Linked DNA regions of Homo sapiens: all the other regions are linked to region 1. A link is a loop called in an ENCODE intact Hi-C map of the cell type or tissue named here. Cell type or tissue: endothelial cell of umbilical vein. All regions are shown on one strand.

Region 1 (5,000 bases):
TCCTTCCAAACATTTTCTATGCAGACACAAACATTCACATTAACTTTTACAAATAAACAGATAAACTTCCCAACCACAAGTGTAATAGCAAACTTGGGAAAAATTTGAGAAGCACTGTTATTCATTATCCCTTGTTGAAAATTGGAAAACCAAGAAAGAATCAATTAACAAGGCAATAGTGTGTCAATGGCAAAAACCAAAAAGAAAATCCTGTATCAAGAATATGTAAGATCAGTTTGTCTCTTTTTAATTCAACCACCTCATCTCTAAATACTAAGTCTTCAAAAATCTATTTATTCAGGGCATACAGAGGACCATAGCTTAGGTGAACAGTATGGTGTCACTACATTAAAAGACTACAGCTGTCTACTTATCTCTAATGAACATTTCTTCAAGTATATCTCTGGACTACACCAATAGAAACTAATATCTAAATCATTTCTAACAGAATCAGACGCCAATATACTCCAAAGGCAATTAAAAAAAAAAAGCATAAGGACTGCTGAAATATAAACATTTACCCATAGCAGAATTTTTTTTTTAACAGTATAGGAAGTCTATCAACATCTAGAGACTCAGTATAAATGACGGAACTATCATAATTCGAGATGTACTGGGGGCAGAAAAAGTCTGAGAACCCCTAATGTAGAACAACATTGTCCAAAATAAAAGTTCAATAATCTTCCATGTCCAATGGTAGCCACTAGCCACATGTGGCAACATGGCTAGTACAAACGAGCAACCAAGTATTTAATTTTATTCCATTTAAATTAATTTAGGAAACTTCCAACTTAAACTGCTTGGGGTTTATGTTGACAGAGTGGAGCCAGCGGTACCACCTGGAAAGAAAGCAGTTCCTGACAGAGCTAACCAGGCTCTTCCAGAAGTGCTGGTTGTCCGGAGGGAAGTATAATGGTCAAACAACCCATTCCAAGAAAGGGTTCTGTGAAGGGCTTTGAGCCCTTAGACAAGTGTCTGTTAAAAGCTACTGATAGAACAAGGAAGATCAGCACTATGCTGAGCTCCAAAGACATTTTCAGATGGCTTATTCAAACCCACTGAGCTAACTGATGGACAAGGGAAGAGTAAAGCATCACAGGGAAGGGGGCCAAATTTCCTGCTTTCACTAACCACTGAATTCCTATTTTTCCTTTGGTTTTTACTTTTGGCCACAAAGCTAGTTTCTCCATAGTTACTGTTTTCCTGTGAGATTAGGGTCATTCTAGACAGAAGGACTACAATGTTTACAGGGTAGTTGTGGTAAGAAGCCAATTTATTTTAGATTTAGCTAATTGGTCTGTGCTGAACGATTCCAGGATTATCGTTTAAAAGTCTCTGTAGTAATCTCTTTGAAGAGCACTGTATCATTAAACCTATTTAACAGCAAAAAAAAAAAAGTTAATTTGAACTTAAATGCAAGAAATTAAAAATTGATAACTAAGATTTAAGATGTTCAAAATTTAAAAATTACTACATTATAATCTCCAATAAAAATCAGGAAGTCATCCGAGCTACTCGGGAGGCTGAGGCAGGGAATTGCTTGAACCCGGGAGGTGGAGGTTGCAGTGAGCCGAGATCACACTACTGCACTCCAGCCTGGGCAACAGAGCGAGATTCCGTCTCAAAAAAAAAAAGTAAGTAAAAAGTAAATTTAAATAGCCACACGTAGCTAATGGCTACATATTGGACAGTGCCGATCTAAAAGGATGTATGGTAAATATTTTAACCCTCTTAGAGCTTATATTTACTAGAACAAGCTTTATAACCAGAAACTAATTCGATTTTCTACAGAAATAAGACTTCTATTTTTTCCCATTTATGACAATATACGCTCTTTCCCACCCACCCTCAAGCGTTCTCCATAGTGAGTTTCCCGGGCTCACTGAAGATTTTCACATTTAAGGGGGAAGGAAGAAGTGTCGCACTCACATGTGTCCAGGGCTGCGGTCGGTGGATTCTGCCATATACTCCATCGTTCTGTATGCCTTAAGTTCTTTTAAAAAAAAAAAAAAAAAAAAAAAAAAAAAAGAGAATGTTGGGATTTAAATCACTTTACCTAGTCTCCTCTTTTTACGTCTTCCTCCAGTCTCTCTGAATAATTAATATATTCACAGAACTTCGAAAAAGCAGGAAAGAAGGAAACCCAACTCCACTGGGTAAGTTCGTTAAAAAGAACTTTAAGATGAGGACCATGGGATTTCCTGAGCTTCCCAGCTGCAAGACCCTCGGGCCACCCAGCTCTGCCGCTGACCTCCATCTCACCTGGGCTCCAACCCTGGACGACCAAGGGCGAGGTCAGCTCGGGATTGTGGACGCCCGGGCCCTCCCGCTCTCCACCAGCCCAGGGACCGCACCGGACCACCGCGCCTCAGACCCACGCCACAGGAGTCTCCGGACGGCGTCCCGGCGCCCGAGGGCCACCCACGCCGACCCCCAACCCCGGGGCGCGACCGCACACGGGTTCCGGGCACGCGGCGCTCACGCAGACTGAGCACGGCCCCGAGGCCGGGGAGCCCGCCCCATCCGCTACTCAGGGGCCCGCGGCCGACAGCCCAGGTCTCGGACTCCGGAACCTACTTCGCGCCTCCAGACCAGCCCTGGATTTGCTGAAAACCCGCAACAAAATAGACCCCGGCTGTCCCGTCAGCTGCCAACCTGGCTGTCTCCGCCACAGAGAAGATCTCGCGAGCGAAATGCTCGAAATCCCGCGGCCCGAGTGACGTATTAAAAGGGACGGGGTGGGGACGAGGAAAGGGGCGGCACCGACGGGCGGAAGGGTGATGGGAGCGGCCTGGTGGCTGGGAAAGCTCGCGGAGAGAAGTCCCAGGGGCTCATTTGCCGTCAGTGACTGCTTTTCAGTTATCGTCTCGATTTTCCCAGGCCAGGGTTTACTCCAAACCAACCTCGCCCGTATATTAGTCTCTTTTCAGCTATCCCGACTGTGAGCTTGCTTCTTGATTAAATGATTATTTTATATAAAAGTTATCTGTAAACGGTACCTTATGCAAAGAAACTCCATCCAGGGCAGTGCCTTTTGTCTGTTTGGTTCACCGTCATATACAGGCCTGATGCCTGCCACATGCTAACTGCTCAAATGATTATTTGTTGAAAGAATGAAATGTAAAGCATAATTATCTGTGAAGAAGTCTATGCGATTTTTAGACAAATTATTAATTATGTGCTTCCGGATAGTGCATTTAATATCTTCTTATGACTGATTTATCCCTCAAACTTGGAGCAGCACAGACCGTGTCTAATCTGTCTCATGACAGCCTTTCAAATATTTGAAGAGTACAACCATTTTTTTTTCTAAATCCTCTCATCCCAAATTTCAAGGAATAAGCAAAGGCGTTTTGTAGAGGGTGATCAGAGACAGCCTCTCATCATTTCTTGCCCAGAATACTTAAGTAGCCTCTCGTCTGTTGTCTCTACTTGTAGACTTCAATTCATCCTTCTGAAATGCAGTTCTGATTTTGTCACACTCCCCTGCTTTTAATCCTTCAGTGGCCTCTGATTACCTTCAGCATTATTTCCAGTTTCTTTGTGTGGAAAGAAGACCTTTCAGGATCTGATCTCCACATATCCTGTCCTACTCCCAAGCACACGTACTCGCAAGCCATGAAGACCAACTGGCAGGTCCTCACAGAAAATAGTCTTCCTTTGCTTCTACCCGGGACTCGGCACTAAAGATTAAGCCTGAATTAGTTTCCTAGTGCTGCTCTAACAAATTATCACTGATTTAGTTGGCTTAGAAAACACAAATTTGTTCTCTTCCAGTTCTGGAAGCTACAGGTCTAAATAGATGGTGAGGGCTGACTCTGGAGGCTCCAGGAGAAAATCCATTCCCTGGCCCTTTCCAACTTCTACACGCTGCCCACATTCCTTGGCTTGTGGTCCCACATCATTTTGCAGTCAGAGTCTCCTTTTCTCACCCCCACCCCCCCGCACCCCTCTTACAAGGACACTTGTGATTTCACTGGGCCCAACCAAATAATCCAGAATAATCTCTCCATCTCAAGAAATTTAATCACATCTGTAAAGTTCGTTTGCCATGTTAGGTAATATATTCACAGATTTCAGGGAATAGGACATCTTTGCAGAGCCATTATCCTGTCCACCATACATCCTCTCTTTTCTGACTCCTTCGGTCCCTAAGGGCCAGAGGAGTTACATGCTCCTTCTGTATATATGGTTCTATGATAACACCTTTATACGAGGTATATGCCTCTATAATAGTGCTTTGAATTGGATCATAAATTTTCTACTCTGCATGCCCAGCAGTTTCAAAACCCTGGAGAGCAATTCGGGTCTTGTTCTTCTTGGTGCACCTAGCACAGCAGCTGACACAAAACAGACCCTCAATATATATTGGTAAATTAATTATCCATTTAATACCCACCACAACTCTGAAGAGACAGTGTTTTTCTCCCCGTTTTTTCTATTCACACTGCCTATGCCCTCAACCAAACACCACTAGGAACACAGCTGTAGTTAAGCAGCTTCTGTCTATTTATTACTCTTCGAAGTGAGCCCAGACACTCACCATGGATACCCTTTGGGTATCTCAGTAAGAGGGTGTTTAGAACAAACCTATCATAGGATTGGGGCTTTGGGCGGGTGTTTTCGGGGAGGCCCTAAGAAAATAGAGGTTTTTCTATAGATTGGATGCTGTCAGAAAGCAGGGGCAATTCTGTGATTGGATGTCTCAGTAAATCTTATTTACACAAAGGGAAGCAGGAGGATAAAGCTGCAATTAGCAAAGAAGTAGCAGTCACTCATTTTGGTGAAGAAAGGGAATGTTTGGTATTTTGTGGGTGGCATAGTGAACTTATTTTGGTCTGTGCTTAGACAAAATTATGAAGTGACCTTCTTTGCCTCATTTTATCATGGTTTCAGAGTAATCTTGTCTGAGTTTAGTATTCTGTGAAATTATTTCTGTCTAATAGGAAAATATTATGGCATAGCTGCAAGTACCAGACCAGCTTCTAAATGTCAAAGGC
Region 2 (5,000 bases), 94 kb before region 1:
CTGGACTCAAACTTCTGGGCTCAAGTGTTCCTCCTGCCTCTGCCTCCTGAGGAGCTGGAACTACAGGTATGTGTCACTGTGCCCCGCAATTTCATCTTACTTTAACAATTCTTTCTATTTTATTATCTCTATTATTTTAACACAGTCTAATTTCTATTTTGAGTGCACATCCTGCTAAGCAGGGAGGAAACACAACCTCAGACCTCAGGGCTCTTCCCCTCTGGTCAAGCTGCTGTCTCAGACTCAGGCAGTGGAAGACATTCAGGGAAAGGTAGGCTGCCTCTGAGACATTTATCATCCACAGTGGAGGACCCTGGAATTTCAGGGTCTTTCCACTCCTACCCTGACCTATCTGGGGCATGAAGTTCTCTGTAAAACTGCCGCAAGCAGCCTTCGCAACTCTAGTGTCTTGCCACCCTCCCAAAACCCTGCCTAAAAGTTTAGCAAGAGTACCATAGCAGTTAAAATAAATGAAGCTGGTTTATCTGGGTTCTAATTCCAGCCCTGCTACTTACTAGCTGTGAGATCAGCAAATTATATCTTCTTTCTCTGTCTCACTTTCTTCATTTGTAAGCTGGGAATATAGTATCTAACTCAAGGGGTTGTTGTGAGAAGAAAACATACCAAGCATTTAGAATAATGTCTGACGTAAGAATCTCATACGTTTTGATATTCACTAAAATGTAAGCTTCATGAGGGCATTTGTTCTAATTTTATCTATTTGTTCACTGCTCTTGAAACAGTGCCTGGTGTAAAAAAAGTTGAATGAATGAATGTTGAAAGATTCAGAATGTCAACCTAAATAACAAATTAAGAGAGGCTCTATTAGAAAAAATGATGTTTATTTGAGAATAGAGAATTGCAATGGGAATACGTCTGCCATAGTAAACTATGTGTATATTCAGGGAGGTAAAGGAAGACAAAGATTTTTAAAGGAAAAAATTAGGAAGATTACATAATTGTTTTGAAAAAAAATTATCCTTATCTACAAAGATCAATAACAAAAGATTAGTTGGGCTCAGTGGTGCGCACCTGTAGTCCCAGCTACTCTGGAGGCTGAGGCAGGAGACTAGCTTAAGCCCAGGATTTTGAGCCTGGGCAACACAGTGAGACCCTATCTCTAAAACATAAACAAACAAACAAAAAGGTGATACCAACCCAAGGTTAAACAGGCAGTTGCTGGGCAGATGTCCTTGCAAAAATATTTTTGTGTGTGTAAGGTTGCAATGACCTTTGTGCGAGGTTTTTGCAGTCTTTTATGATACTTTTGTTATCAGGCATACAAGATTGAATACCCTCTCCTCACAGCCTTCCCCACCTCTATTTGCCAGGGTTGTTATTGTTGCTATTGCTGTTTTAACATTAGTGACTCCATTTTGAGTCTGACAGCTTTCACAAGGGCATGTTTCTTCTCTGCCCCAGAACTTCAGAGCTCTCTGTTCTTCTGTGTTTCCTCCTTCCAACCCCAGGAAATCTTCCAGCCCTGGTCTCAGAGGAATCTTTTCCCTTGCGGGTTTCTGGCCAATATGTTGGCCTCACCTATTCTTCCAATGCCAGGAAAAACATGTAGACTATTTCACCTTTTTGCCCCAACTATATTCCTCCATGGAAGCAAAGAACAGGCTTAACTACCTATTTGAGTGGAAGGAAAGGAAAGGAGGAAATACAGAATAAAAGCATATGTTTAAAATTTTGAAATGTTATCCCGCCCCAAGAGTTTTCACTCATTGTTTTTTTTAACTTTCAGTTTTGCATGAATGAGTCCAAAGGTTGTGTAAAATTATAGAAATTTTTCTTTAATCATAATATGAAATGCAACTCACAGCTGTTCACATATCAGCTGAATCTAATCAGTGTCTGACTCATGGCCTCACCATTGTATTAGCTGTGCTAGTCAGACAGTTTCCTCCTGGCCTTCTTGGAAAAGATGGGCTTGGTGATTGGGTAGCCATGGCACTGCAGTAATAGTAGTAAGCAATTTGCCTTCTTTGAGAAAAGTTCTACTCTATTTTTTAGGTACACTCAGAACCCATACGCAAACGCACCACACACATTTTCTGAACAGAGGTGGGGCAAGCAGGTAGTAGACTTTCCTGCCACATCAGACCTCAAGGTAATGTTCTCCTTCCCCACCCTCCTTTCCACCCATCTCCTCCCACTCCCCCAACTAATTTCCAGCCTACTATTCATTTGCCAAGGCAGTCTGGGTTTCTTTGCCAAAAAACCACACCCAGGAAGGCTCCTTTGCCTGTATCCAGTTATACCAGCCCTGCTGCTTGTTGGAAGCCTCCCTATCCTTCACTTCCTTGAAGAGCCCTAAGTTAACCCACAGTTAACTGGGCTTCTTCTGAGACAGCAGTACCAGGGCTTACAATTTTGCACTAACATTTATAATGAAATTGTCAAACCCTCCATTTCAAAAATAGACCTGAAGTTGGTTTGGGGTTTTGTTTTAAGTAAGATGTATTTTCTTGTTCTTCGTTTACTCAGTCTTGGTTGAGATTGGATTTCAGTCTAACCTGTGCTACCTAGATGGGAAGATGGTGAACTATTTTACAGCAAAGACATCTCTCCCTCAGTCTAAATATTCTCTATGGTTGAATATTATACCCTACTTACATGGTGAATATTGGTAAGAATGAGAACTGATATAATTTGGAGATAAGTACCCCAGACTGAAGTTCCAATATCTGCATTCCAAATCATGACCTTGTCACTGTTTGTCCTTGGCAAGTCAGTGACTCTGTCTGGATCATTTCCCTATCTCTATGTTATGATATATTTTTGAAATACTTTCAAGTGTATTTTCACATCCTATAATTATCTTTGACTCTGCTAGCCCACTCATTTACATAGCATCTATTCCTTTAGGAGGGCAGATACCACTTAGAAAACAGGGTCAGCCTCTATGCCCAACACTACCTATTTTAAAAATTTATAGTGAAGTAATAATTCTGAAATCTCTAAATTCTTTCAGCTACCTTTTTATTTTAAAAAAAGCAAATCTTGGAGTTGGAGTGGCCACCTCATCTTGATTTGCCCAGGACTTTCTGTTTTATCAATGAAAGTCTCAAATTTTGAGAACTCCCTCAGTCCCATGCAAATCAGGTGACTGGTCACCCTACTTGGAGGTTTAATGATGAGTCATAGCATAGTGACAACTTAAGAAATGAAGCAGGATGGTAAGAATGTGAGCTGTAGGGAGTGTGGATGCTTCAGTCACCTATTAGCAAACTATTCCAAATGAATGACTTAAAACAAGGGCAAGCATTTATTTTGCTCGTGAATCTGGGCATTGAATGGCTTAGCCAGGTGGTTCTCACTCAGAGTATCTCTTGTGGTTGCCATCAGACAGTGGCTGAGCTGGCATCATCTTTAAGGATTCTTAGCTCACATCAGCTCCTGAGCTGGATGCAACTGAACAGCTGATAGCACACACTCCTCAGGTCTCATTCTTTCTCCACGTGGTCTCCCCAAATGGAGGTCTCAGGACAGCTGGTCTCCTTACATGGGATCGGAAAGCTCTGAGAGCAAGTCCTAAGAGAAACTGGTGGAAATGGCGGGGCCTTTCCTAGTTCAACCTAACATCACACAGTATCTTAGTTTGCGTTGCTGTGACAAAATAACAGAAGCTAGATAATTTATAAAGAAAAAAGGTTTATTTAGCTCATTGTTCTCTAGGCTGGGAAGTTCAAGAATTATTGTCTCAGCATCTGTTCAGTTTCTGGTGAGGACTTTTGAACTAGGTCAAAACATCATGGAAGGTCAAAGGGTAAGTGGGTATGAGTGAAAAGGCAAAATCTAAGAAACATCCTGGCTGTATAACAACCCACTCCCACAGCAACTAATCTAATATCACCACAGCAAGAACTTACTACTTTGAGGTAGCACCAAGACATTCATAAGGGATCTTCCCCCATGACCCAAACACCTCCCACTAGGCCCTACTTCCCAATACCACCACATAGGAGACCAAATTTCTTTCTTTTTTTTTTTTTTTTTTGAGATGGAGTCTGGCTCTGTCGCCCAGGCTGGAGTGCAGTGGCGTGATCTTGGCTCACTGCAAGCTCTGCCTCCCAGGTTCACGCCATTCTCCTGCCTCAGCCTCCTGAGTAGCTGGGACTACAGGCGCCTGCCACCACGCCTGGCTATTTTTTTGTATTTTTAGTAGAGATGGGGTTTCACCATGTTAGCCAGGATGGTCTCGATCTCCTGACCTCGTGATCCTCCTGCCTCAGCCTCCCAAAGTGCTGGAATTACAGGCGTGAGCCACCACGCCTGGCCTTCGGGGACCAAATTCCAACATAAGTTTCGGTGGGGACAAACTCAAAGCATAGCATGCAGCATCACTTCTGCCATATTCCTTTCATCAAGAAAGTCACAAAGGCCCACCCAGGGTCAAGGGAGGTGACATGGACTGCACCTTTTTTAGTTTCAAAAATTTTTCAGACTTGTTTTAAAACCACCATAAGGAGAAAGAGGAGAATATACCCCTTCCAGCTCAGGGAGTTTGCTAGAAAGAGAGAAAGGAGATTTAGGGAAAGCAAATTGTCAGATGTGTATGTGTTATGGATCACTACCAAACCTCCTTAGCTCATAAGATCAAAGAAGTATCAGGTGGGACAAGGGTCAAGAGGAAAGCCAAGAGTAGAGGTGCTGTTGCCACTTTCAGATTCACTCTGGAAAGATGTCATCACATAGAGGGACAACAATGAATGGCCACAGCAAAGTAAAAATAGGCAACACAGTATGGGTAGATAGTAAGAGGGCTTGCTTACCCAGAGTCTTCTTTGGCTCTCGGGTGTCACGGAAGAGACTTACAGGTTCCTGCCTGCATCATGAAGGTGGTGGAAAGAAGCTGATATTTCCATTTGCAAAGATGCCACACATCATTAGTGAGGTGACCCTGAAGAATCTTAAGCTGGGGGTCCCAGGGCCCCTCAGACCTTAGAAAGAAAGAACAGCAGCACCAAGAAAACTGAGGAGAGAATGAGTCTACA
Region 3 (5,000 bases), 120 kb after region 1:
CCACATAACCAACCTTCAGAATTATGAGAAATATTAAATTGACATTTTTGCAAGCAACTATATTTTGGGAGAGTTCGATCTGCAGCAATAGATGACTCAATCACAAGCTGATAAATGCTACACAAAGAAAAAGGAGACTGCTTCAAAGGAAATAATCTCATAAAGGTTTTGGGCCTTTTTGTCTCACTTACTTCATTTAGGAGAATTTCTTACCCCAATCTGTTGTCCATGGCTCTGCTTTGCATTCCAGGGAAGTTTTGGCAGCTATGAGCACATATACCTGCTGGTTACTCAAAGGACATTCAAAACATTTTAAAAATGAGTATTGAAATACAACTTTTCTAAAATTTTAAGAAACGGAATTTGTAAAATATAGTATTAATGCCCTAAAGCATTCTTCCAAATAAGAGGTCTATTTTTTCAGCATATTAATCTATCTGCAGTGAAACCTGTCTGGTTTTGTTATTAATGGACCTCCTTGACTTAGTGAGGTGAACTGTCAGCCCAGGTAGGGTGAAGAATGGCTGTGATAAAGGCGTGCAGCAGGGCAGCAATCACTTTACCCTCTGCAAAGGACACAGCTACCTGCCAAGGCTGGAACCAGGAAAACAATCTCAACCATAATTTAGATCTGATTATTATAATTTAGATCTGATTATTTATGCAGTGTCAACTAAGTCCTTGACTTACACTGCTACTATCTAAACTTACTTTTGTTGTATATCCATTTTGATCTCTATATTCACCCCTATTATTTTCAGAGAACCTTCAAACTATCCTAAGTAATTTTGCAGAAAAAGGCTATAAGGAAGAAGCAGTCAGGCCAAAGAGTCAGTAAACAAAAAGAAATGGTGGGCCACGTTTAGTCTTGATGCAAATGTGTGGGTTACAATCAGGGGTGGTGCTCATGGCTGAGCTTGGTAGTGGTTAAATACATGATCCAGACCCACTTGATTTTGAGGAAAGGACCAGTACAATCAATACTGCACATCTTGGTAAAAGGAGTTTGAGGAGATGGATCTGGGAGTTTAGGTCAGCTATGCTCAGGTGTACAAAAGCAACTCCCTGGGACTCCCATCCATACACAGGCCATTGAAACCTGACGTGTCTCTCTTACCCCCATTCCATTCCCCATCGATTCCGGAAGAAGAACTGGCATTTCTTCTGAGACAGCAAAGAACTCCTCCTAAGATTTCCTCTTTCCTAATTAGTTCTGTATGAAGTTTAACAAGAAAATCCCTCCAGGGCCGCCTCGAGGCCATGCACTCACGCAGTTTGGAAAGACGACCAGGGAAAAAGGATCTCAAACAAAAATTCTAGCTCGACGTCTGCCACTAAGTTGTCTAATTTTGGCCAGCATCAACTAAAGGCATACATAACACGGCCGTGCTCGGAATGCAAGGTGACCGCGAGGACCCAGAGGGCGCGCCATGCGAGCTCACAGGGCTGGGGGCCGCCTGGGCCCGCGCGTGCAGCCAGGGGCTTCCGGCCGCGGCCCTGGCGCGTGGTCTGCGCGCGCCCGGCCGTGCGTGCGGATGCGGGGAGGCTGCGTGTGTGCGCAGGGAGAGAACGCCGGCCACCTTCCCGCTTCCGAGCTGGGTGCGCGCCGAGCACAGGAGGTGAGTGAGAAGGGCGGCCCTGCAGGGTCTCCGAGGCGGTTGAGTCCTGCCACTGGGTGGAGGGTATAGCCACCGGACCCGCCTTTCCCGGAACGCGCCGTCCTCGGAAACGCCTAGACCCCGGCAGCTAGGCCGGGAGGCACCGCCCACTCCTCTAGAGCGGAGCGTGGCCCAGGTTGAGCCGCCGCACCGTGGGTCTCGGGTCTCGGTGACGAGCAGCTGCCCGCCTCCGGTGAGCGCGGGAGAAGGGGCCCAGTGGGGCAGTGGGCGACGCGGAGGGCCCAGGCCCAGGCCGCGGCCGCGCCGCATCCGCTGGTTGTCCACCTTGCCTTGCCCCAGGGTGCAATACCTGCCTTGCGTCGCCCGTGCCGCTCCAGCCACCGTCAAATCCGGGTAGCGACCCGGGGCGTTTGCAGCGGTGCCGAGGAAGAGGACGGGAACGGTGTTACGGTATTGGTGGGCCCCTAACAGGCCTGCGGCGAACGCTTTCCCGGAGCGCTAGGGAAGGGCCCCGGCGCAGGGATGTCGGAGGGATTGGGAAGGAATGTGAAACTAAGTGGGGAATGTGGAGAACGGGCGGAGAGAGAAGGAAATCCCACGGGGCTAGGGCTACAGGATTCCTACAGGCAGTGTTAAGGAACATACAGGGCGTTTTAAAAAGATTCCTAGAGGTGCAACGGAGTCTCACTTTTCCAAGCAGTAAGGAATGATGCCATCCTCAAGTACGGGTAGTCTTTGAATTCAGTATCCGTTCGCCTTCTTAATGTTGGATTTAGGAGGGAGATTTGCAGGGCTTTCATGATTTTGTTTCCTCTGCGTTTTGCACAGATTGCCTGCGTTTAGGAGGTGGCTGCGTTGTGGGAAAAGCTATCAAGGAAGAAATTGCCAAACCATGTCTTTTTTTCTGTTTTCAGAGGTAAGGAAAATTTGGGTTTGCAGTGTTCAACTGGGAACAAGTTTTTTAGCTTCTCCCAGGAGGCTTAAGCAAAAGAAGGGCGCTGAATTTGTGCTCTTAGTATGCATGTGTCGATGCCTGATAAAAGCACAAATTACTGAACGCGTATCAGTCTGGAGAACAGAATCGTTTATTACTAACAGATAAGAGACTATGACTTTTTTCCCCTCATAGACTAAAATGTTCGTTCAAATGAATGGCCATTGGATAACTCCAGACCTGAAAATAAACACTGTTGTCAAAACAGCATCCAGGCCGGGCGCGGTGGCTCACGCCAGTAATTCCAGCACTTTGGGAGGCCGAGGCGGGCAGATCACCTCAGGTCGGGAGTTCGAGATCGGCTTGGCCAACGTGGTGAAACCCCGTCTCTACTAAATATACAAAATTAGCTGGGTGTGGTGGCACACACCTGAAATCCCAGTTCCTCGGGGGGCTGAGGCAGGAGAATTGCTCGAACCCGGGAGGCAGAGGTTGCAGTGAGCCGAGATTGTGCCATTGCACTCCAGCCTGGGCAACAGAGTGAGACTCCATCTCCAAAACAAACAAAAAACAAAAAAACAGTGTCCAAGTATAATTTCAGATTAGAGCATGAGGTGATTTGAAAGCGAGAAGAGAGGATCAAGGCTTTTCCAAAAATGAAAAAAGTGTTGATATGTAATAAATGGCTCCAAAAACAACTTGCTAAGTATACAACATTGATTTTAGATGTCATAATTCCTAATGTTATGACTCATATATATTTTTTTCTGTTCTTCTGTTCAGTAGTTCACAACAGATCTGAGTGTTTTAATTAAGCATGGAATACAGAAAACAACAAAAAACTTAAGCTTTAATTTCATCTGGAATTCCACAGGTAAGTTCATCTACTTTTAACTTATAAATTATCCTAATTGGTTAAAAATGCCCATAATAATGCCCTTTACAAGGTTTTAAGTATCGTTGATGCAGCCACGAAGTTTGTTGTATATTCTAGTACGATTCTTTCATCAGAGGATTTGAAGAAATTCAAGAGTGAAGCTCTACTAAGCCATTTTGGATAATATATTTTTTTCTTTTTTCTTGCTTGAAAAATAGAGACAAGGCCACTTTATGTTTCCCAGGCTGGACTGGAACCCCTGGGCTCAAATGATCCTCCTACCTAAGCCTGCAGAGTAGCGAGGACTTCAGGTGTGTGCCACCTCACCCGGCTCTAATAATATATATATTTTCTAAAAAATTGAATTATTAAAATACCATGGTTCTTCAGGAAAACCCAATAACTATAAAAAGTTAATTTGGTGGGTCATATTCAACTTCAAGTTCTGACTCAATTCCCTTTATGCCTAAGAAAATGCTCCATTGAGTACTTTTTCTCTTTCCCCTTTGGATGGATGATGTCTCTTCTTCTTGTGCCCAGCCTCCAGCTTTGTTCCATCCACCATTGGATGATGCAGGTAGAACCCTCTTTTGGGAAATGTCTTTGTCCCTTTCACAACTATATCATGTCCAGACCAAAGAAGCTTTTAACAGGATGGATCATGGTTGCTCGCTATGGGGTAAACTCCCACTGTGTGGTAGATAGCCACATGGATGGGGTCAAGCACGTGGGATCAAACAGGATACTCTTAATGACCTTGCACAACAGATACATTCAAAAGTTACAGTTCATTTAACAGCAGGCTGTTTGGCAAACATCTCTCTTGGGACTATGGACAATGCTTTTATACTAATAAAAAATTGTATATTATAAATACTGATTTGCTTTTGTTACCAGTCCTTTTGGCATATTGTGAATTAGAGGCTAGGGGAAGATGAGAGGATGAGCTAGAAATACGGCAGTTTGTAGGGGGCGCATCAGCATGGGGAAGGAAGATGAAGCCACAGAACATCTGTAGGGTAGGGCCCCAAGTGCTGGAAGGTTGGGAGATTTGGCTGGGGAGATAACCTGCACTCCTTGAATCTCTGAGACATTAAGGAACTAAAAGAAAGCTAGAGTAGGTTATCGGTTTCCCACCCCATGTATTTCTGACTCTGAACACAGGTAGGTAGGTAGGATCTCATTGTCTGTTGCTTCTCTTTCTGTGTCTGTTATCTGGAACTATATTTAGCTATTTTGTTTCCAGAGTTTGTTTTCAAGAATGGAGTTACCACTTTCTATGCAAAAGCAGAATGGAGTAGCTGAGACAGACCCTAGGGCCCTCAAAGAAGATATTTACTATCTGCCTTTTATGGGGAAAAAAGTTTGCCCGCTTCTGGGATAGAACATGGATTTCTGCTAAACTCAAGCTGTGCATTTTGAATAGTCTCATAAAAGTTAGAATACACAAGTCCTCCTGTTAAAACATTTCACAAGCCTGCAGCCACCTATTCCTGCAGCATGTCATAGGGCTCAAACCATATCTCATATCTGGAATTGTATTTGGCTGCTATTTTGGTTACAGACTTTG

What was found. Peaks named below come from ENCODE experiments on the same cell type or tissue, not always from the same donor. Only the 100,000 strongest peaks of a DNase experiment are listed, where the experiment ranks them.
Region 2: it touches region 1 in a loop (4-fold over the local background); 4 of 110 quality-filtered maps call a loop at or near these places.
Region 3: it touches region 1 in a loop (3.0-fold over the local background); 31 of 110 quality-filtered maps call a loop at or near these places.

What each region holds. Positions count from the first base shown.
Region 1 is chr3:161,218,987-161,223,986 of GRCh38, reverse strand. It overlaps NMD3 (NMD3 ribosome export adaptor), which reads right to left and starts at 2,676. Exons shown (of 16, transcript NM_015938.5): 1 at 2,578-2,676; 2 at 1,930-1,993. The coding sequence starts at 1,973. It also overlaps the pseudogene SRP14P5. RefSeq lists a silencer at 2,314-2,513 and enhancers at 2,433-2,934, 2,994-3,103. In endothelial cell of umbilical vein, no CTCF peak of the experiment used is centred here; a DNase peak (open chromatin) is centred at 2,736; H3K4me3 peaks cover 2,403 bases; H3K27ac peaks cover 2,440 bases.
Region 2 is chr3:161,313,372-161,318,371 of GRCh38, reverse strand. No RefSeq gene overlaps it. Among named protein-coding and RNA genes, the nearest start is that of SPTSSB, 56 kb to the left of the region's middle. In endothelial cell of umbilical vein, no CTCF peak of the experiment used is centred here; a DNase peak (open chromatin) is centred at 1,891; H3K27ac peaks cover 2,323 bases.
Region 3 is chr3:161,101,854-161,106,853 of GRCh38, reverse strand. It overlaps B3GALNT1 (beta-1,3-N-acetylgalactosaminyltransferase 1 (Globoside blood group)), which reads left to right and starts at 1,505. Exons shown (of 5, transcript NM_003781.4): 1 at 1,505-1,619; 2 at 2,448-2,535; 3 at 3,337-3,427. It overlaps LOC124909453 (a long non-coding RNA gene), which reads right to left and starts at 2,173. Exons shown (of 2, transcript XR_007096147.1): 1 at 1,969-2,173; 2 at 1-283. RefSeq lists silencers at 1,601-1,690, 1,701-1,950. In endothelial cell of umbilical vein, no CTCF peak of the experiment used is centred here; a DNase peak (open chromatin) is centred at 2,123; H3K4me3 peaks cover 1,390 bases; H3K27ac peaks cover 898 bases.